Linked DNA regions of Homo sapiens: region 2 is linked to region 1. A link is a loop called in an ENCODE intact Hi-C map of the cell type or tissue named here. Cell type or tissue: chondrocyte. All regions are shown on one strand. Links, peaks and the distances in the headings refer to the core of each region. The heading gives the core; the rest is flanking DNA. Region 1 has its middle 58 kb from the start of CYP2J2. Region 2 has its middle 120 kb from the start of LINC01748.

Evidence for each region. Hi-C counts contacts between places; a loop is a spot of excess contacts. Peaks named below come from ENCODE experiments on the same cell type or tissue, not always from the same donor. Only the 100,000 strongest peaks of a DNase experiment are listed, where the experiment ranks them.
Region 2: it touches region 1 in a loop (2.5-fold over the local background); 1 of 110 quality-filtered maps calls a loop at or near these places.

Annotation. Positions count from the first base shown.
Region 1 is chr1:59,979,308-59,990,269 of GRCh38, forward strand. No RefSeq gene overlaps it. Among named protein-coding and RNA genes, the nearest start is that of CYP2J2, 58 kb to the left of the region's middle. In chondrocyte, for the core only: no CTCF peak of the experiment used is centred there; a DNase peak (open chromatin) is centred at 7,377.
Region 2 is chr1:60,500,457-60,511,418 of GRCh38, forward strand. No RefSeq gene overlaps it. Among named protein-coding and RNA genes, the nearest start is that of LINC01748, 120 kb to the right of the region's middle. In chondrocyte, for the core only: no CTCF peak of the experiment used is centred there; no DNase peak of the experiment used is centred there.

The DNA of each region.
Region 1 (10,962 bases), core at 2,838-10,837:
ATACTTTCCATTCTTAAAGCACGAGGCTCTTTTGAATCTCTTGTGTTGTGGACTGAGCCTGGGTTTTGCAATCAGCCCTAGCTCCCTTATTTGCAAATTATGAGACCTTAGGCAGATTTTTAAGCCCCTCTCATCCTTACTTCTTTCATGTGTCAGATAGACATAATCACATATACCTGTTGTGTTGTTGCAGTTATGAAATGATGTATGCATGGTGTATATGGTGCCTAGAAGAATGTCAAACTCATCGTGGGAGCTAAGACAACACAACACTTCTCTTCTTTCTTCTGTCATGTACTTTTCGATTGTTTTCCAGATCCTTAAAACTGTCTCATAACACAGTAACTGATAACAGTGGAAACTAATCTTTATCACTAACGCGCAATCCATCTGGGAGAAAGCCATTTCTTCTTAAATCAGGACCAATCAACAGGGCCTCATGACCCAGCTCTGTCCTGCCATGAGCTTGTAGGAACAGATGGAAAATGGGCTGGGCAGATGGAAAAACTCCCATTTTCCAACAGGAATTATTTATTTGTGAAGTTGGAACCACTTGGAATGAATATTTTGAATTAGGGGGATGAAATATTGTAAGATTCACAACAGGGCCATGAAATTAACTAATGCGCTGCGAATACCAGCGTCACTGTGAGTCAGGGAGTAGGAATAATAATAGGGCTTTTGAAAAATGGTCCAAATGCATAAATTATTTACTGGTGTGTGTTAATGACTCCCTTGAAGCTGTTCTCCTGATGGCATTATCCCACATGCCCTTCCTAAGAAAGGCACATCTCTCTGAAAGTTCCTTTGTCTTTATGATCAGATTATTACAGAACATGAATATTATAAAGTACACAGCTACCATTATGAGACCTGTTCAGTGTCAGACATTGTGTGTAAGGCTTTCTATATGTTGTATCCAACCCTTATAATGCTCCTGCAGAAGAGCTCCTGCAAGGGCCTATACTTTACAGATGAAGAGACTGAAATTCAATATGATTAAATGTTTTATCCAATTTACACAAGTGGTATGTAGTAGGTTTTCCTGCTTTCACTTTTGAGTCTCTGACCTATCTCCTCAAATGGCCCCCAAGTAATCAAAACATTCATCTGACTACATCACACTCCTTTGCCCCCTGTTTTGAGTCTTAGAAGAGCATCAAGGGTCTTTAAGATCTGCTCCTATTTTCTCTGGTTTTGCCTCCTTCACTTTCACCTGGCATCTCATGTGTGTAGGTAACCATAGTTTACAATTGTCAGAACAGAGAGCAAACTCATGTCTCAGAGTCACTCTTATCTTGCTCGTTCTACCTAGAAAATTCATCCCTGCCACGCAAATACCCCGCCCGATCCCCACTCTGGCCAATTGCTTTTTCTTTCTCAGGACTCTGCTTAGTCCTAAATACTCCAGGAAGCCTTCCCTGACAACAGCTGCCTTTCTCTTACTGTGCTGAGCCATGTGCCTCTCTGCTGTGGCTAAGCACTCCTGGTTTTCCTCACACACAACACTTGCACACCATCGTACTCAACAGCGTTAGTGTCTGCCTTCTCTCATAGATTGTGATGTTGCCTTACTCATCCACGTGTGCCCAGTACCCAGCACAGCACCAAGCAGAGTGACGGGTTTGTGTGTGTTGAACTGACAAATGGATGGATGGATAAGAATGACAAATGCTTTGTTCTAAAGTGTCCGTGTGGTATGTCTGCAGTATCTGTGATGGCCTCGTGTCAACGAACAGCTAAGCTATCTATATAGGAATAAGTAACAATGCCTCATCAGGATCCCAGAGACAGCTGAGGGAATTCAAGGTGTTGGCTGATTGGCATTCTCAGGATGAGAGAGATTGAGGCATTAGAAAGGTAGATGAAAATGGACATGTATTTTCTGATCCCCTAAGTACTAGGGAGAAAAGCTACCAGCAGACCAATTCCAGGTAAGCGTCAGTATTGGAAGGAAGTCTAGTGGTGTTTGGATAGGAACATTAGCAAGGAAGTCTGGACATATCTTTGGAAATCCACTCAAACTATTCACTGAGGCCTAACACACAGTAGGTGCTCAGTAAATGCTTGTTGAATAAAAAAGACAGAAATAGGCAGGGCTGAGCTCCTCTTTTCCTTCCTGAGACGGAGAGGCCCACAGTAACTAGAAGCTCCAGAATGAAGCTACACCCAGGCCATTACATGTTCCTCCAGGTGGCCCAGGGTGGGGGTCATCACAGGCCTTGGGGCTGGGAAGATCTGTGATTAAGCCATGGCTATACCACTCTTTTGCCAAGCCTCACCTCTTCATTCATAAAGTAGAAAGAATTCCCACCTCTCAGGGCTGTCACGAGTATTAGATTAGACCACAGAACCTGGCCCACAGCGTGTGTTCAATATTCAGAGTCCCCTTCCCCTTGCCTTAGGTTCAGTGAACATTGGCACAAGGCAGCAGGAAACAAATCCTAAGCTGCACTGAGTGGCAACAAAGTTTCTTGCACCCTCTGCCAACCTGGCTGTTGGAACAGGGCAAACCTGCTGCTGGAAGCTGGATAATAAGACAGGACGCAGTAGGACTGGCAGGTCTAGCAAATAATGGGCAACAAGAGCTGTGCAGAAGGAAGGCAGGTCTTCACTTCCATCTCTAGTTCCTCCTGTAGCTTTAGCAAAGTCACAGAACTTCTCTGAGTCTCAGCACCCTCATCTGCAGATGGTCACCATTCTTCTTTTGTTCCTCTTCACCCCTGGCTGTTCTGTGTTGTTCTGAGGATAAAGGGCATGCTTGGAAACATGCCCTAGATAACTCATAGGTCATCACAGTTGACCTGGTCAGAAATTCATCCCTCCGGGAGGTAGGAGGAATAATGAGTGGGAGTTTAAAGAGCCTGACATCCAGCTTACACTCCGAGTTTTGGAGGAGCATCTAACCCAAATGCTCCTTCAAAAGTCAGAGTGTAAGTTGGATCTCAGGCTCTGGAAACTCCCACTGTGCACTGTACTTTGTTTGATGTATGGCAGATAAATGGCAGGGGTTTATTTAGACAGGGCCTTCCAGACTGCAAATCAGCTGGAGAAGATGTTTATGTGGTTACTAGTGTGATTATGGATATAAAAGAGCAGAGACCACGAATTTATCCTAGGTGTAGTGGTACCTTCTCCCTCCTCTTCTGCCATTGGATTCATGAGGCCAAGACCTGGCAAATTCTCAGATCCTTCACAACCCATCTTGAAAGGGACCACTATTTCCCATCGTGAACAGATTTTCATCCATCCTGAGTCCTTCTCAGGAAGCTACCAACCTTATAGAGTAGCCTACTTCATTGTTCATCAGCTCTGATTGTTAGTGTGTTTTTTCAGATTAATTCAAAATCAATCTCTCTATAACTTCTTCCATTCCTACCTCCACTCCTGGCACCTAAAGAGTGGAATACCTTTCCTAGCTCCTTTTCTTTTCCTTTAGTCTCTCTCCCACATGCTGAATTTAAGGGCATGTGGTGCCATGGCTGAGTAAGGAGTAGAAAGTGTTGTTAAGTAAGGTCAGCCCTGGTGGGAATAGATGATATGACTTAATTGGGATGGGCTGTTTTTTCAGAGGTTCACACATATGAAGTTCAAAGAGGAAGGTGTAGGTCAGGGTTTGAGATATGGAAAGTTTTATACAACAGGGTAACTTTGATCTAGTTCTTGCAGAATAAAAAGGAATTTAACAGTTAAAAGTAAGAGAAAAGGTATTGCAAGAAGAGAAAATTGCGTGTGCAAAGGCAAAAAGTCAGGAACATGCATAATGTCTTTAGGAAGCAAAGAGTTGTCCATGTGGCTGAAATGAAGATGAGAAAACAGTGGCAGATGAGGCAGGAGGGATGGGCAGTGGTGAGTCAAAGGATGCAATGAGCTGCTTGTTTCTAGCAAGATGTTAGCCAAGCTGCAGTTGGTCTTATTTGGTGAGTGATGGCAGCCATGCAATTAGTATACAGTTTATTTAACAATATTGATTTGATATTCCATATAGGCTATGCCCTACTTGAGGCCCTGACACTTTGGGAGCACAGGGCCTGGGACATAGTGCATGCTTTAAATATGCTTGCTGAATCAGTAAGTGTGGTAGGTGACTTAAAAGACTTAAGGTGTTGAAACTTCACCTAGGAAAGCATTTTCTATAGTGTCTTGCACAGAGCACTGGTTCTGAGAACTGCCAAAATGTTATATTTGAAAATAAAAACTACTTTGGTCAAATGAACTTGGATTAAACAAGAAGAAGATGACTTTTTGTTTGGTTTTGTTTTCATTGTGTTAGTCCTTGGGCATTGAGACTTACCAAGGAGGAAGGGATATAGGCTATGGTGTTTCCCAAACTTGAACATTAAACACCTGTCTGGAAGAGCATCACCTGGTTTTAATATTCCAGGGAACACACTCTGAGAGACAGCTATAGGTATCTGAAAGTAAATAAAGAAGCAGAATTGTTTTTGTCATTAAGAGCATGGTGGAAAGATAAAGAGTGGAGAAGGTCCTGCTGCTTCTTAAAATATCTAGCACAGAAGGAACATGTATTACTCCAGTTCACATTCCACTGGTGAGACCTAGCCAAGAAGCCATGTCTGTTTGCAAGATGGGCTGTAAATGAAGCCCCTGCTCGACAGCTACTTTCCACCTTCAGCCACCCATTATGAAAGAAGGAGCACAAATTTTGGTGGACAGCTAGCTATCTCTGCCAATTTTGCTGAAGAAACAAAGACTCCATGAATGAGTTGGAGAGGGAAAGCCAGAAGATTCCAAATGGGCATTTCAAGCTGCAGCGTTTAAAAGGCTCTTGTTGGGAATTATATTCCTTTTCCTCCTACTTGCCAGGGTGTATCAGTAAGCTTCTGCCATGGCAACAATCTCGATTCTTAGTGGCTTATTTTTTGTTTATGTTCAAAGACTTGTTTTTGTTCATGTATAGGTTCATGTTGATGTCTATGATGTTGATTTCTACTGTGCTCCATGTTGTCTTTACTTTGGGTTCTAGGCTGCTATCACAGGCTTATCGGTGAAGAAAAAGAGAACATGGGAGAACCACAGAATATCCTTTAAAACTACCATTAGGAATGACGTTACTTCTACCCAACTTCACTGACAAAAGGCAGTGATCAGGCTCAACAGGATGGAGTTAATTCTCTCACTGGGTGGCAAGTCATAAGTCATAAGTTATGGGCCAAGCCTGATTGACATCAATGAGGTTGGAAAGTATCATTCCCTAAGTGGATGAAGCAAACTTTGAACAATAGTTATTTTGCAATAGACGATACAAGGGACTCAGAATTCTTACCTTGTGGGGTTAGGGCACTGAAAGATCTTATGGAAATGCCCACCAACCTCAGGCAATAGTCACCCCTTCAGTTGTTGGCAGTCACTCATCATGAAATAGAGGATTTATATTTCAATCATGTGAATGTCAGAAGTCAAGTCCTTCTAGCCTGGGGCTGCCTTTAGCATTTCTGGAGTCCTGTGTTCAATACTCTCTGGAGGAGTGCACCCTGGGTGAGGAAAGGATCCCAATCCTGGCTTATCGAGGAAGAGCGGGGCATAGTGTATACAACCTAGGGGTATTGTGTGTGTTGTGGGAGGAGGGGACAGGAAATCATAAAAAAGCATCAGGTGGAAAAGGGATAATATGTGGCTTGCATATGCTTGTCCCTTTCCAGGAAAGGTCATCTGCCTTCACTCACCTGGCAGAATCCAGTTCAACATTCCAGGCTGAGCACAAGCATCTTGTCCCCCAATAAGCTCCCATTGATTCACTCAATTTGAGATGTTTATTCTTTCTGTTGTGCACTCATTACTCTCACGGTAAGTTTAAGAAAGTGCTTATCACACTAGTACAGTTATTTACCTACTTGCTGTCATAGGTGGAATTGCATCCCTGCGTGAAAGTTCTGCTGAAGTCCTAACTTCCAGTGCCTCAGAACATGATCTTATTTGGAATAGCCTTTTCAGAGGTGATCAAGTTAAAATGAGGTCCTTCATCGTTCTGGTGGGCCCTAATTCCATATGACTGGTGCCATATTGAAAAGAGGAAATCTGACATAGAGAGAGACACATACTGAAGGAGAATGTAATGTGAAGGTGAAGGCATAGATCAAGGTCATGCCTCAACGAGTCAAGCAATACTGAAGACATTAAGCCAAGGAAGGGGCATGAAACAGATTCTCCCTTGTGGCCCTTAGAAAGAATCAACTCTATTGATACTTTGATTTTGGGCTTCTAGCCTCCAGAACTGTGAGGTAATACAGTTTTGTTGTTTAAGCTGGCCAGTTTGCAGTACTTGGTTATGGCAGCCCTAGCAAACTAATACACTTGCCTACACATCTGTTCCCCTAAATCCACTTCCACCTAATCCCTCCCAAATTAAGTCAGTTCTGGAGGACAGAAATACGGTTTTCTTTCCTTCTTTCTTTCTTTTTAATTATCCCTGATGCCTAGAAGGGCCAGGCACAGAGTTAGTTTTTGCTACAATTATTGATCACATTTTGCATTCTCTTTGGCCACAAGGGAGAGAAAAAAGGGACTAGAAGAGGAACTTGTTTTAGAAGAACAAGCTGGAGCTGTCTGGAAAGCAAAAGAAGACAAGTAGTGAGATCCATGTCCCTGAAGGTGTCCAAGAATATGCAGGCTGAAGGAAACCCTGCTTAGGGCTGGTTCTATGAGAATGTTGAGAAATAGTTTTGCTGGTTGTAATCTTCCAGAGATTGGTCTATTGATCAGTATTTTGGAATCCGGGTGAGTCAGAACCAGGCTAGGTGTCGCCCTTGTGTAGCTGTTGAAGATAGTGTGGGAGAGTGGGGTGTGTGTTTTAAGCAAGTGCTTGGTTCAAAGTGCCAATTTCTCTTCACCAGCTAAGTCTCGATCAGCCTTTGTCAGAGCTCAATCTGCCTGTGAATTTGCCTGGAATCCATTCCCAGCAGCACCATCTGTTTGCGATTGTCCTACCATCTGACCATTTACCCTTTGTCAACTTCCTCCTCCGGGCACTCCCACTGCCAGTTGGAATCCGCCCATGGATTCCACCCATTGTCCATCCTGGATAAACTGAGTCTGGAGAAAGACAGCACAGGAGAGAAGGGAAGAGGTGGGAGACGTTCCAATGTGCTAGCGTTCTTGGCCAAGAGGTGTCTGGGAAGCCCCATTAAGCCTTCACACAGAACCTGGAGAGAGAGCATGTGGCCCAGCCAGAGCCATATTGTGCCCCAGGCAGTCTGATGGCTCCACAAATAATATTGATGCCTTTTGTTTGAAAACTCTTTGTGGAGGTTTCCCATTCCCAACAAACCACGCTTGATGCTGGGCTTCCCGCAAGCCTCTTTGCCTTTTGCACAGTCCCGTGGCCAACTGTGCAGGCAGATGAGGGCCCCCGAATGCTAATGAGGGAAATGGCTGGCATTCCTAAGGCACGCCCGACTCTGGGAACCCCGCCTTTGTTGCTAAGGAACATTGGAACTGTAGCTGAAAGGCTCTTAGAAGAGAGAGGAGTGAAGAGAGGGAGAGAAGAAAGGAGAGCATTTGTTTTCAGAGCTTCACAGTTCTCTGGCCAGCTCCAAAGCTGTCCAATCTCTGATCCCAATTAGAATATCAAACCCCCTGTTATTGTTTCTCTTAATGATCTTGGGAAATTCCTCAGAAGAGTCAGCAAGCACTTAGCAAACTTTTTGGACTGCGCCATCTCTACAGTTGTGCTTCTGGTAGTGTGAACATACCATGCCAGAGTCCTGAAAACCATCTTTGTTCCAGTTCCCAGAAGGCAGTGATGAAGCTGGAGGATGGGAAGAGGGCAAAAAGCTGTTGGGTTTTCAAAATGTACCCGTGGGGGCTCCACTTAGCAGATGATTGCCAGGTGCCCACTCGGCAGTGCGTCTGAGCTCTGCGCTGGTCACAAAGACAGGAAGATCTTGTTCCTGGCTTGCAGTCACCTCCAGACTTGCTGGGAGGGACACACCACACATGCTAAAGAGAATTGTATGGTTTATTTGCTCTAACTGTGGCCAACAGCATTGAGGAACTTGGAGTTATGCAAGACTGGGTTCTAATCCTGGCTCAGTCACTCACAGCTATAAGTCCTTAGGCAAGTACATACACTACCCTGAGCCTCTGTTTCTCACCTGTACAATGGGCATGGTAATGCCAACCTCATTGGTTTACTTTGTGGAGTAAGTACAGGACAGAGAATGAGAGACAGGAATGTGGAACACATATTCTGTGCCCTCCAGGACCACACAGTCGGTGAACCATCTGTGGGCTTGGAAAATGTCTGTACCTGGAAAAGGCATTCAACCATTTGGCCCATTGGATGGGGTAAAATGAAATCCTGTATAAGACTAAAATAAGCTAGTTTCCCTTATGGAGCATGTCTATGTGCCAGGCATAGCACTGGGCAATTTGCATGCATTATCTCATTTAATATGAATGATGCTCTCAGGTAAGTAGGGACTTGTTCAGGGCCACACAGCTGGGAAAGAGTCTGCCCAGCTGATGAGAACCTGCCTCTGTCATTCTGTGCCCTTTCCATCCTTAAAGCCTGAGGTTTTTGGGGGAGTTGGGACATACTCAATTGACACCAAGCATCTCCAGAGCACACTGAAGGATAACCAGTCCACTATCCACAGACATCCATTTGGGAAGGTTTTTTTGGAGGACACTGGTCAAGACTGACACCAGACTTTCCCAACACAGTGGTTATTAGAAGTTCACAATGACACAGCTCTGAGAAAAAAGGGAGAAAAGTAACAGACTTTCTATAAGTAAACCATGAAGTTCCAGCATAGAGATCATAATGATATTCTGAACCATAATGACTTCCTGGCACTTCTTAGTAATTTCCATCCACCAACACCCCTCCCCAATGCTCCTTGTCTATCAATTCCCACTTTTTCTTGTTGAATTTAGAGTTGAGCCCAATATCTCTCCCCTACTGCAAAACTCCATTGCAGTGGTTCCTATGACTATTGTGATAGTTTTGAGTAAAACCTGCCTTACGATTTTAACAAGAGTCAGAATAATTTTTTCTTTAAGACAGACAGACAGACACACACACACACACACACACACACACACACACACACACACACACCCCTTGGGGAAAAGCAGTGGAGAATTCCAGGAGACGATGCAAAAGCAATTGATACTTGACTCTAGAAGGCAGATACATCTCAAAATTTGTTCTTACTGTAGTAGTGGCCTGACCTCCCTATGCCATTTCACATAGACCGTTGTTCAAAGTACTTTGGAAGCTTCTTGAATGTTCAGCAGCTAAGGGAAGGGACATAAAAGGGTATATCGTTATTACATGCAAAGAACTGTTCAAATGGCATTGCTTTCAATGTTTATAACAATCCTTCAAACAGATGTAATTGCTTCTGTTTTATAGATGAAGGAACTGAACTCCAGGGGGATTAAGCAACTTGTCAAGTCTACCACCCGCTAAGTGCAAGAGCCAGATTTTGGCTATTTTTGAAGCTATTTATTCTTTTTCTACTCTGTGTGGAAATATGGGGGGTAGGGTAGTAGGGTGACTGTGGATCTAGATCTGGTAAAGGTTACCCTACTTATAGAAGTATTCATTCAGCCAAGACTATAGTACAGGTTATGCTTAACCTGTGGTCACACAGCTCTGGTGGCACCTTTCATGCTGCATTCTATGTAAATGCAGCCCCCTGCATTTGTGTAGCTTGGGGATGCTGAGGCTACTTATCAGAAACTATGCTAGATATTGGATATTAAGAATTGGGCAAGGTAAAATCATTGCTCTTCAGGGCCTTATGATTTTGTCTAATAACCCCGACTTCAGGTTTAGGATCTTCTTTTACCCAAACTGCCTCTCCAACCCACTTACTCCCAGAGATGAAGGGTAAAGTGAGACCTTCTCAGTATCAGTTGACCAGTCCTTCACAGGAAGCACGAACCTTCTAGCAGATATTAACTGGCACAACCAAACAGCTTTCTTGTCCTCTGAGTCTGTTTCCTCATCTGTGAAACAGAGCTGTGAAACCTGTCTTATTGAATTGTCAGAGATAGACCAAACAAAGTATGTCAGGTTCCTCAAACACAATAGTTGCTCAAGGCATATTAAATTTTTGACCTACTATTCTAATTGTCCTTACTTGGCATTTTGTTAGAATGAGAAAGCCGTGTCTATTTGCTTGCTCTTTTGACCTAAAAGGCAGCCAGAAAGTCCAAGGGTTCTAGAAAGGGTGGTCAGTCGGTTTCAAGAGTCATTTTTCTGGACAACTCAAGGATTATAAAAACCAAAGCAGGTCAGACTAGAAGACCCTTAGAGACCATTTATTTCAGTGGATCCAAATAGTTTTGTTCTTAAGGCCTTGTCTATAAGAGTACATGAAGCACCTCATTTTATAAAATGGATAGAAAGGGATGCTCAGAGGCCTTTCTGTTTGATTTTCCCCTTGACCTAACTTGTTCATTTTGTCTGGCACACAGATTGGAAACTCAGTACCCTGATCACCCAGTATTAGTGATGGTGCTGGGAGCACATTGTCTCTGAAGCTCCAGGCCAGTGTTTCTTCAATGAGCTCATGCTACCTGTATGGTGTGATACGTGTGTAACTGTGTGCTATGTGAGTGGTGCAAAGTCAGGGGGGATGTTAAGAACAGAAGAACTATGGGAGCTGATGGAAAGTTCCACCTGGTTTTCCTGTCCAGGCAGAGCAAAGGATGTTACCTATTCCCAAAACGCTTTGTCCCAAGGAGTCCTTCCTCAAAACTTCTATCTTGGACTTTTGGAAAATACCCCTGGAGACAGTGTAATGTTGTTTAGTTTTGTACTGCAGAAAATATTGGACTTGTTCAGAAAACCTCACTTGAAATGTTTCTTCTACTGCTTAAGATTAAGATAGTGTATTGGTAATACTTTTATTTTTCTTATGGTATGGAAATCCTTCCTAGAATAATGACCAGGAGAAGGGATGATTTACCTATCCAAAAATGATGTTC
Region 2 (10,962 bases), core at 1,134-9,133, 520 kb after region 1:
CAATTCCAGCAGCTATCTGGAAAAGATAAAGTGAAATTATGTGTTTGCTGACAACATGATCTTGTACACAGAAAATCCTGAAGACCCCACCAAAAAATTGTTGAAACTGATGAACAAATTGAATAAAGTTGCAGGGTGCAGTTACAGACTGCAAAATCAAAAATCAGTAGCATTACTATACACTAACAATGAACTGTCTGAAAATAAATTCAGAAAATTTCTCTCATAATAGTATCAAAAAATAAAATGTTTGAGTAAATTTAACCAAGGCATCAAAATATCTGTATACTGAAAACTGTAAAACATTGACAAAAGAAACTAAAGATTACACAAATAAATGTAAAGATATTTCATGTTGATGGACTGAAGAATTAATTCTGTTAAAATAACCATGCTACACAACGTGATCTACCAATTCAATGCAATCCCTATCAAAATTCAAATGTCATTCTTTGCAGAAATAGAAAAAAATTTCTAAAATTTATATGGAACCACAAAAGGACCTAAGAAGCTAAGAAGGTCTTGACCAAATAGAGCAAAGCTTGAAGCAACAGACTACTGGATAAAAATACTTTACAAAGTTATAGAAATCAGAACAGCATGATACTACTATTAAAAACAGACACATCAACCAATGGAGTAGTACGGAGTGTTCAGAAATAAACCCACACATCTACAGCCAATTGATTTTCAACAAGGGTGCCTAGAATACACAATGGGTAAAGAATAGTCTCTTCAATAAATGTTGGTGGGAAAACTGAATATTTTCATACAGAGATTTAAAATAGACCCTTGTCTCACTCCTTATACAATTATCAGCTCAGAATGGATTAAACACTTGAACATAAGGTCTGCAATCAGAAAAATTATAGGAGAAAGCTATATGACATTGATCTGGGCAGTGATTTCTTGGATATGACCTCAAAAGCGTGGGCAACAAAAGCAAGAATAGACAAACGGGATTTCATCAAAATAAAATGCTTCTGCACAGTAAACAATTAATAGAGTGAAGAGACAACTCACCAATTGGGAGAAAATATTTGCAAATCATACATTCGATAAGAGGCTAATATCTTAAATATACAAAGAACTCAAACTACAAAATAACAAGAAAACAAACAACCCTATTCAAAAGGGCGAAGGACTTGAATAGATCTTTCTAAAAGAAGACATATAAATGACCAACAGACAAACAAAAAAATTGCTAAACATCTTCAATCATCAGAGAAATGCAAATTAAAACCACAATGAGAGATTGACCATCATTAAAAAGACGAAAGATGACAAGTCTTGGCAAAGATGTGAAGAAAAGGGAACTCTTATACACTGCTGATAGTATTGTAAATTAGTACAGCCATTTTGGAAAACAACATAAAGGGTCTGCAAAAAATTAAAAATAAAATTCCAACATGATCCAACCATCCCACTACTGAGTATATACCCAAAGGAATTGAAATAAGTATGTAGAAGAGTTACCTACTCTCCTATGTTTAATGTAGCATTATTCACAATGGCCCAGCTATGGAAATAACCTAAATGTCCATCAATGGATGAATGGATTTTTTTAAGTGTGGTATACGTACACAATGTGATACTATTCAGCCTTTTAAAAACCCAGGAAATTCTTTCATTTTTGACAATATGGATAAGCCTAGAACACATTATGTTACATGAAATAAGCCAGGTACAAAGAGACAAATACTGTATGATCTCACGTACATGTGGTATCTAAAAATGTTGAACTTACAGAGGTAGAGTGTAGAATGATGGTGGTTACTAGAGATTGGGATTGAGGGAGGAGTGGATGGGAAAGGGGAGACATTGATCAACATCAGTGAGATAAGAGGAATAAGTTCTGATATTCTATTGCACAGCACAGTGACTATAGTTAACAATAACGTATTGTATATTTCAAAACAGCAAAAAGAAAAGATTTTAAATGCTCTCACCACAAAGAAATTATAAATATTTGAGGTGATGGATATGCTAATTAGCCTAATTTTATCATTCCACAGTGTATAAATGTATTGAAACATCCCATTGTAGCCCATAATTATATACAATTCTTATTTGTCAATTAAAAATACAATAAAACTTTAAGAAAAAAATAGTGATTGAAGAGTAATTTAGAGTAAAGATGACATTTACTTGGTTCATGGTCCATTGATCCCATCTCCACCCATCACATCATCCTTTCCTTGTGAGCAAGAATATGACTTCAAAGCCTTCCCCATCCAGTGTTCCAGCTGTCATTATCAATTGACCAGAGCCGAGATACAAGCTGAAACCTATTTGGCTATCTCAGGGTTGGAGTTGCACCCACTCCAAGTGAAATATATTTTTAAGACATTTCACAAACCATGTGTAAAGGGAGGAGGGGTTACCACCAGTGGTAGGGAGGGATAGTGTAAAAGTTACTAAGAGGATTTTTGAAACAGTGAACTTACCCTAGCAGGAAATTGCGAAAGGTTCACTACGGATAGTCAGAGGGAATTCAGGTTTTCAATAATACCTGAAAGTCCAATAAAAACAAAGCCCACAATATCTCAGAACATCTCAGGCCCCCAAGCTCCCTGGCATGTACCCTCGCTAATGTCTTTTGTGTTTTTTTCCTAAAATGTACCATTCTTAAAAAATGAGAGCCAAGCTCCAGGAGATGAAATTCTACATCTCAAATACATCGAGAGTCTCAGTGCCTATAGCCCCAGCAAGCTGCAGTGATCATGAGTAACATTACAAACTTCATGGAAGACTGGTAGCCTCAGGAAGAAGCTGTCAACCCGAATTAAGACGTCAACGTATCAGATGAGGAAGGTACTGCCATGAAGCCTATTGTTGCATGCGTGTCAGGTGAAGGCCATACTAATTACTGCGTGATCCAAATATGTCTGTTCCCTACTCCTCCCAAACTAAGGTCACTGAGTTATTATGGCCTGGTGGTTTGCACTATTTTGGATTCTGCCAAGTGGCAGGTGGCCTGACAAACATGCGACTCAGCATGTTTTGTTGGGTCCCCACAGCTGTGCTGCCAATCAGTTCAGGATGGCTGCAAGTTAATGCTAATTAGCTTCTGTTGATCTGCATATTCCAACAGCCTCCCAGGATTCCCATTTTGATATGCAAGATTGCCGGTTGGGTATGTGATTGAATTAAGAAGCAAGAAAGATTTTAGTTTCCATGCGGGGATATGCGGATCTGAATCCCCAGCAGAAGCTGTTACCCTTTTGATTTATGGTTGGCAGCTCTGGCCATCAGCATGGGAGCATGGGCTCTAGGCTAGAGGGTGCTGCCCCCCTGCTTATGGAAACAACCGACGCCTTAACCTCCTAGCACTATTAGGAGTAAACATTCTTTCCATCTGCTCTGTGAACTGGCACTGGCAGTTTATTTGAGCAAGGAATCTATAGTTTTCCGTTTGATTCAAATCTATTTAGTTCAAATAATCTAAACAAAAATGTAACAGTAAAGAAGAATTATTTCCTGTGGTGTACAAAAAGTACTAATTTCAAACTGTCACTTTCAAACTCACTGGGTATCTTTGAATAAACTGCTTCACCTTCATGGCCCTCAGTTTCTCGAATGCAATGTTAGGAGGTAATGCTAGAGTCTATTAAATGAGAGAAAGTATATGACAAGGATAACAAAATGTCTGACACATATGAGCTCTTGGATATTTTAATATATTTTTATACCATAAAAAAATAAAAAGCTATACAGTGCCTTCTCTGTGCCAGCACTTTGCACATGGTTGGAGATTCAAATATGAACAAAAAATTATTCACTTCCCTCCAGGAGTACATAGTAAACAGATAATTACAATTTGATAAATAAGGTTCATTCCAACAATGATATTCTATAATTCTATTCCTTCTTTCTTTCTGCTATGACAACATGGGAACACCACGAGCTTCTGGCTTCATAATAGCTTTGTTTTCTTGAGTATGTTGCTTAACTTATCTGAGCCCGTGTTTCTCCTTCTGTAAAAACAATATACCCCACATAACATTGTTGAGTAAGTTTAATGAAATAATGCTTGTTAAAGCTACTGACACATAGTAGACATTCAGTAAACAGTATTTCCCTGATGTTTTCTTTTTTAGTGGATATTATTAGAATCACATGAGTCCAGCAAATTCTGGGGTGAAGGACAGAGGTAGAAGAAAAAGAGGTGGAAGGATTTCAGCCTTGCTAAGAAAGGAACTCAGCAGGAAACACTGCACTATGGGGGCTAATGTATTTAGATTTTGCACCTGTATTTCATCAGGGCAATGAAAATATGATCTCACTGGGTAAACATTACAAAACAATTTTCAAAAGTTTTACTTGGCTACAGCCTTAGAAAGTTCCGCTTCCCTGAAGTGATTAAATAATATTTCTTGGAAAACATTTGCTAAATATAATTTTAAGGAGAAGTTTTTTTCTCATTTTCATATTGTTGAATTTGAGGGTCCCAATTGGGATTTTGTAGGAAAAGTTACTAAAACTGTTGCTATATTTATATTTTATATTTATTACATATTGTATATTTTCATATTTGTGTGTATGTATAAATATGTATGTCTCCATTTTCTATGTATATGCATATAACACATATGAGCATATGTGTCTATATATAGTGTATGCATTTAAATCTGCATCTATGTGTATAGAAATTTATGTTCATTATGATTTGAGAATGGAGTGTATGCATATACATATGCATGTGTTTTATAATATGACACCCATATTTATCATTTATTGTAGTGGTTAAGAGCATAGATGTATAGACTCTGAAATAGACCTGAATTTGAATTTCAGCTCTATCAGTTACTGCTATGTGAGTATAGCCAAGTTATTTAATCTCTGCATCTCAGTGAATTTCTCTGTAAAATGGAGATAATAATTGTACCTACCACAAAGATTGTTGTGAGGATTAAATAGATTAACATATATGAAAATGTTTAAACAAACCTTGGCCAATAAGAAACTCTATTTTATATTATTTTAATAATTGCTATTGTTATTATGACTATTTGTGTTATTGTTATTTTTTCATGCATTTATTTGTTCTGAATCACTTTGACTTTAAGGGTTTTTTGCTTAAAACCTCAATGAAAGGCAATTTTTAAAAAGTAATATCAGAGCTTGTAGAGTTTCTGTTTTGCAAGTGGTAGATATTTTGATTAAATTTTGAAGCACATTATATCTTTGTTTTGAAAAGAATCATCTGGATATATGTATTCAGCTATGCAAATGTTAATGTAACTACTCTCCATCCCACCCCACCTCATCGCCATCCACCTTGTTGGATAACCTGAATGCATATGTTTTAGACTAAATGAAGAAATGTGCTATTTGGCAATGCAAATTAGATGTATGCTTTAGCAAAGCTATTTCCTTGCATACTTTGCTGCTACTTTGAGAGAAATATTTCTTTATTAAGGAATTTAGGCTGCAGATTATTGCTTGTTTTGACCAAGATGCATGATCAAAAGAGATTAGTAACAGAGACTTCATGACTGCAGGAAAAGAAATGCAGCCCCACCGTTTAACTCAAGTTGGGGGACAAATTGGACAAAAGGGTTGAGTGAGCTTGGCACAAGTCAAATGGGACTGGATTTGATGCTTCGCTCCTTCCTTTCCTAGTGATGTGACCTTGGTCAAGTAGTGAATTCAGAGATAAATGCCTGAGTCTTTCAAACAGTATTGATGTTGGACTGTTACCCTGTTGCATCATGGTCTTGTGGTGGCCACAGGGCCACACAGTACCTCTGCTGATGAAAGGTGGAGTTTTCTATAAAGAATGCGGACATTTACACAATCATCCTGGGAAAAATTTAATACTTGGTTTGAAATGAGAACAGGGTAGAAAATTACATATTCTATGGCTCTTGATTTGTTTCTTTAAGAAATCCATTTAACTGTGAAACTAATATTTACTAGATTCTTATTCTGGATTGGACACTAATTGGAGTGGTAGGAACAGGATGTACAAGACATGGCCTCTGTCCTTAAAATGCTGATACTTAAATGAGGGATATAAACGTGTAAACAAATAAAAACAATCAGTTTGATGGATGCTATGGCAGAGTGCAAGAAAGAGGATGAACACAGAGAAGGAAGAAATCATAAATTCTTTCCAGGAATAAGGGAAATCATCTAAAATAAGATAAAGCTTGAGCTGTCTCTTAAAAAAAAAAGGCAATTATAGCAAATGGAAAGAGGGGGAAGGGTGTTTCAAGTAAGAGGAACATTCATGAGGCAAAGGAATATAGCAAATTTGCCACTAGTTTAGTGTGCCTGGATCTTAAGACATAAAGAGAGGAATAACAAGAGCTAAGACTATGGAAGTAGCTACCCAGACCATGATGGCCTATGTCATGCTAACCTCTTGGATTTCTTTTTCTTAGTGTCAATGTGACACCATCAAAAAGTTCTAAGCAGGTGAAGGACTTATTTATATTTTCATTTTAGATAGTGCATTCTTGTAGACATATGACGCAAAAATGAGAAGAGGGAAATAACACAGGCAGGGAATTATTTAAGAGGGCAATATAGTAATAGGGATATGGAATAATAAAGGTTAGAATTAAGGAAGTGGTAATGGGAATAAATACAATTGAGTATATTTTAGAAATATTTAGGGAATAACCATCCCCTGAACTTGGAAATTGGATTTTAAAAGGACTGGGTCAAGGATAGTCCCAGATTTCTTGTTTGGAGGTTACAAATAAGTAAATATTGGAATACGGGTTGGAGAGCAAGTTGAGGAAGGATAGGATAGATGAGTCTAGTTTTGAAAATGATAAGACTTAAATGCTTTGGAGGCATTCAAATAGATACAATACAAATTAGGATAAATCGATTTGGAGCCAAATGGAGAGGTAGGGGCTAGAGGTATTGACAGGTATTCAGAAAGAATTAGAAATGGTAAGTATAGTTATGAGAGTAGATGAGATAATCCACAAAAAACTTTCAAGTGAAATGAGAATATGGACAAAGGAGGAACCAAAGGTAATGGCAATATGTACAAAGAATGATGTCTGTCATCTACTATTTACCATTTAAGTAGCATTGATCTTTCAAGATACCAAATGAATCCCTCGATTTACTGAAAGACCCTAAATTAGCTGTATGATATATGGTGCTCTTGCAGAAGCTGTTTACTTTCTCTGCCAATGTAGACCTATCTGAATCTAGAGGAAATAGCAATCTTGAGCCAGTAGAGAAAAAATAAATTAATCCTAATTTTCAATAGAAGAATTAAAAATTTGGCAACTATTGCTTTGAATGGTATTCTAGTCTGTTCTCTAAAAGACAGTGGGACACTTCACTTTCCTTTTAAAGTAAAGTAACAACCCAAAACCAGGATTCTATTATATTTAAAAAATTGTCCAGACTACAATAAAATGAGACATTAAAAGGCCCTATTTATACAGTAGTAATGAGTAATACAATCATCTCTTCGTTGTTGGTGGTTGGGGCATTTTTTAAGGCCATGAATAAAGGGTCTCCAAGTGATGTGGGCACTGTGGTTTTTCTCAGACAGTTCAATAAATATAAGATAGGACCCAGGGATAATTTAACGAGTAAGCTTAGTAGAGAATTTTGAGTGAGGAAAAACCTTAGGATGTTTCTTATGGATCAAAGACAAGTTTTAATGAATTGGGTGGAGCTGATAGAGCTCTGAAGTTTATTCTCCTTTGTACAAAGGAAATGATCTCACAGTAATAATACAAATGGTATTCATGAAATATTTTTCTTTTTACAAAAGTTAATTATGAATGAACTTCATAGCTCGTTAGATTCAGAAAGCATAATACATTTTAGTAATTGACTTATTCTCTAGGAAGGGACTTTATGAATATTTGGGGAAAGATTTGGTTGAGGATAAATTAGATGTAATGGATTCTTTTTTTAAAAAAGTCATAACAAGCATAATATATTTCTTTACTTTCAAGAATTTGAGGTCTGTTCTCTACTCTGGTGCCAGTTGAATATCAATTTGGTTGCAGTCTTCTGCCTGTCATGCCGAAATCTCATCATTTCCTAAACTTGTCTAAGTCACATGCTGTTCAAACTACCTTGGAAGCCTCCCTCTTTTCTTTCTTGGCAAATTGCTCATCCTTAAAGAACCATCACAATTTTATCTCCAGTGAAGTCTTCTCCAGTTCACACTACTGTTCCAACAACACTTTGACATCATATCCCTATATGAATGTTATCAATTTTCATTACAGTTAGCAGCCTACACATATATTTCCACAGCTGGACAGTGCCTAGCTCCATGCCTGGCACACAGCACACATTCAGGAACATTTTTTGTTATGACTACCGATTATTACCTATTCAATCCTCAATCATTATCTCTCTTATCTAAAGATATGTACATATTTATATCTAGCTATACGTCTATCTGTAATTTACACAGCGAGCTTACATATGTGATCTCCTTTTGAACTTCAAGATTACCACACAGGATTGTAAGAGTAGCTGTATTTAGTGCCATTTTTCAAATAGGGAAGGTGAGAAGCCTGAGACTCAGAAAGTCTTGCCCCATATCCATGAGAAATGAATGGAAGACAGGAAATCAACTCTCCTTTTTTGACTTTAAATCTAGTGGACTATATTAAATTAAGTGGAATTTTTAGACCATCCATGCATTCATAAATTTATTCCTTGGAGCTATTCTTTTACTTAAATAGAGCTCAGGTGTATGAAATTGGATTAATATTATTCTTAGGTTTATCACAGTCATCGATAGTTTATGCATATCCCTAATTTTATGTGTGTATGCATGGATTCATATTTGAATGATATGACTAATACACATGAATCCATCATTCAACCTTATACCTAACATATTGTCATTAGCTATCTATATCTCTATACTACTCTTTTCCCATCTCACCAACCCTTGGTTTACTGCCCAACCCTAAAGTATCCGTATTTTGAATTGCATGTTTACCATTTCTTTGTTTGTTTGTTTGTTTTTACAGTTAGTTTAGTTTTGGTTCATTTTTGCCTGTTTTGAATGTTGTATTAAAATTATATTCCATAGAGTCTTCTGGAACTAGATTTTCTTAATTCAACTTTATATTACTGATATGTATCCATACTGTTTTGATATAGTTGCAGTTTCTTGATTTTCACTCCTGAGTAATATTCCATTATATGAATATACCAGTATTTATTTAATCATTGTTTTATTTATACAAATTTGAGTCATTTCAGTTTTTTCTGTTTGTTTTTGCTGCTATGAATAATGCTGCCATGAATGATTTAACATTTTGAGGGAGCGTAATTGCCAGGTTGTAAATTATATGAATGTATAACTTTACAGGAGAATGCCAAGTTGCTTTTACAAAGTGGTTATAACAATTTATAAACCCACCAACAAAGTATGAGAGATCCTGATGATCCACATTCTCTGCAATAATTATTATTGCCAGAATTGTAATATTTTATCAAGCATGTAGATGTAAAATGGTATCTCATTTTAGTGTTGATTTGCATTTCTTCAATTGTTAATAAGATTGAGAATATCTTCAGATATCGTCCTTATGTATTTTTAAAAATTATTTGTAGAACTTCTTTTTATTTTTGATACAAACTCTCTGTCAGTCATATATATTGTCAGTATCTTTTCCTGGTTGGAATCTTGTCTTTTGAGTCTCCTGGTAGATGCTGTTTTCAAATGAATGTTAACTGTTACCAATTCACAACTACATCCTTCTCAAAAGAACTGTGCCTGGCAAATGGACATGCCTCACCCAAAAGTTTTTGTGTCCTACCCTGGGTTCAGCCTGCAACCAATAATTGATGAATACACAGATACAAGAGGCTGACTCCTTTCCCTCCAGGAAATACTTCCTCTGTGGTATAATTCATGTGCCCACAGTTTTCCATGGGATTTGGCTGACACTAGTCTCCAGCTGAAACCACATCCTTAGTCAACTCCTTCCCCTCCCTGTTTTGCTTCTTTCATTTCCCTATAGGTTCTTCCTGAGGGCATTTCCTCAATAAATCACTTGCACAAAAATCTCCATCTCAGGTTCTGCTTCTAGGAAATCCAACTTCAGATACTTTCTTTGAGGTGTCTTTTGATGAACAGTTCTGATTATAATGAAATGTATCAAATTTTTTATTTTATGGATTTTCTTTTTTAAGAATCTCTATTTACAAATCCTTCCTTACTCCAAGATCAGAAAGCTATCATTATCTGTTATTTCCTGTAAAAAATTGAAAGGTTTGCTTTGACATTTGAGTCTTTATTTATTTTGGAGTTGATTGTTTTGTAAAGTATGAGGTAGAAATTCAATGTCTCTATATGTCAGTAACTATTTTGTCCAGGTTAATTTATTGAAAATTTCTTCTTTTCCCTATCATGTATCTTTTTAGAACACTGATAGTTTAGTCAACATTTATTCCACACTTTTTAAATGCTTTTTATTTTTATTTTTTTATTATTATTATACTTTAAGTTTTAGGGTACATGTGCACAACGTGCAGGTTTGTTACATATGTATACATGTGCCATGTTGGTGTGCTGCACCCATTAACTCGTCATTCAGCATTAGGTATATCTCGCCCCTCCCCCCACCCCACAACAGTCCCCCGTGTGTGATGTTCCCCTTCCTGTGTCCCAGTGTTCTCATTGTTCAATTCCCACCTATGAGTGAGAACATGCAGTGTTTGGTTTTTTGTCCTTGCGATAGTTTGCTGAGAATGATGGTTTCCAGCTTCATCCATGTCCCTACAAAGGACATGAACTCATCATTTTTTATGGCTGCATAGTATTCCATGGTGTATATGTGCCACATTTTCTTTTTTTTTATTTTTTTAATTTTTTATTTTTTATTTTTTTATTATTATACTTTAAGTTTTAGGGTACATGTGCACATTGTGCAGGTTAGTTACATACGTATACATGTGCCATGCTGGTGTGCTGCACCCACTAACTTGTCATCTAGCATTAGGTGT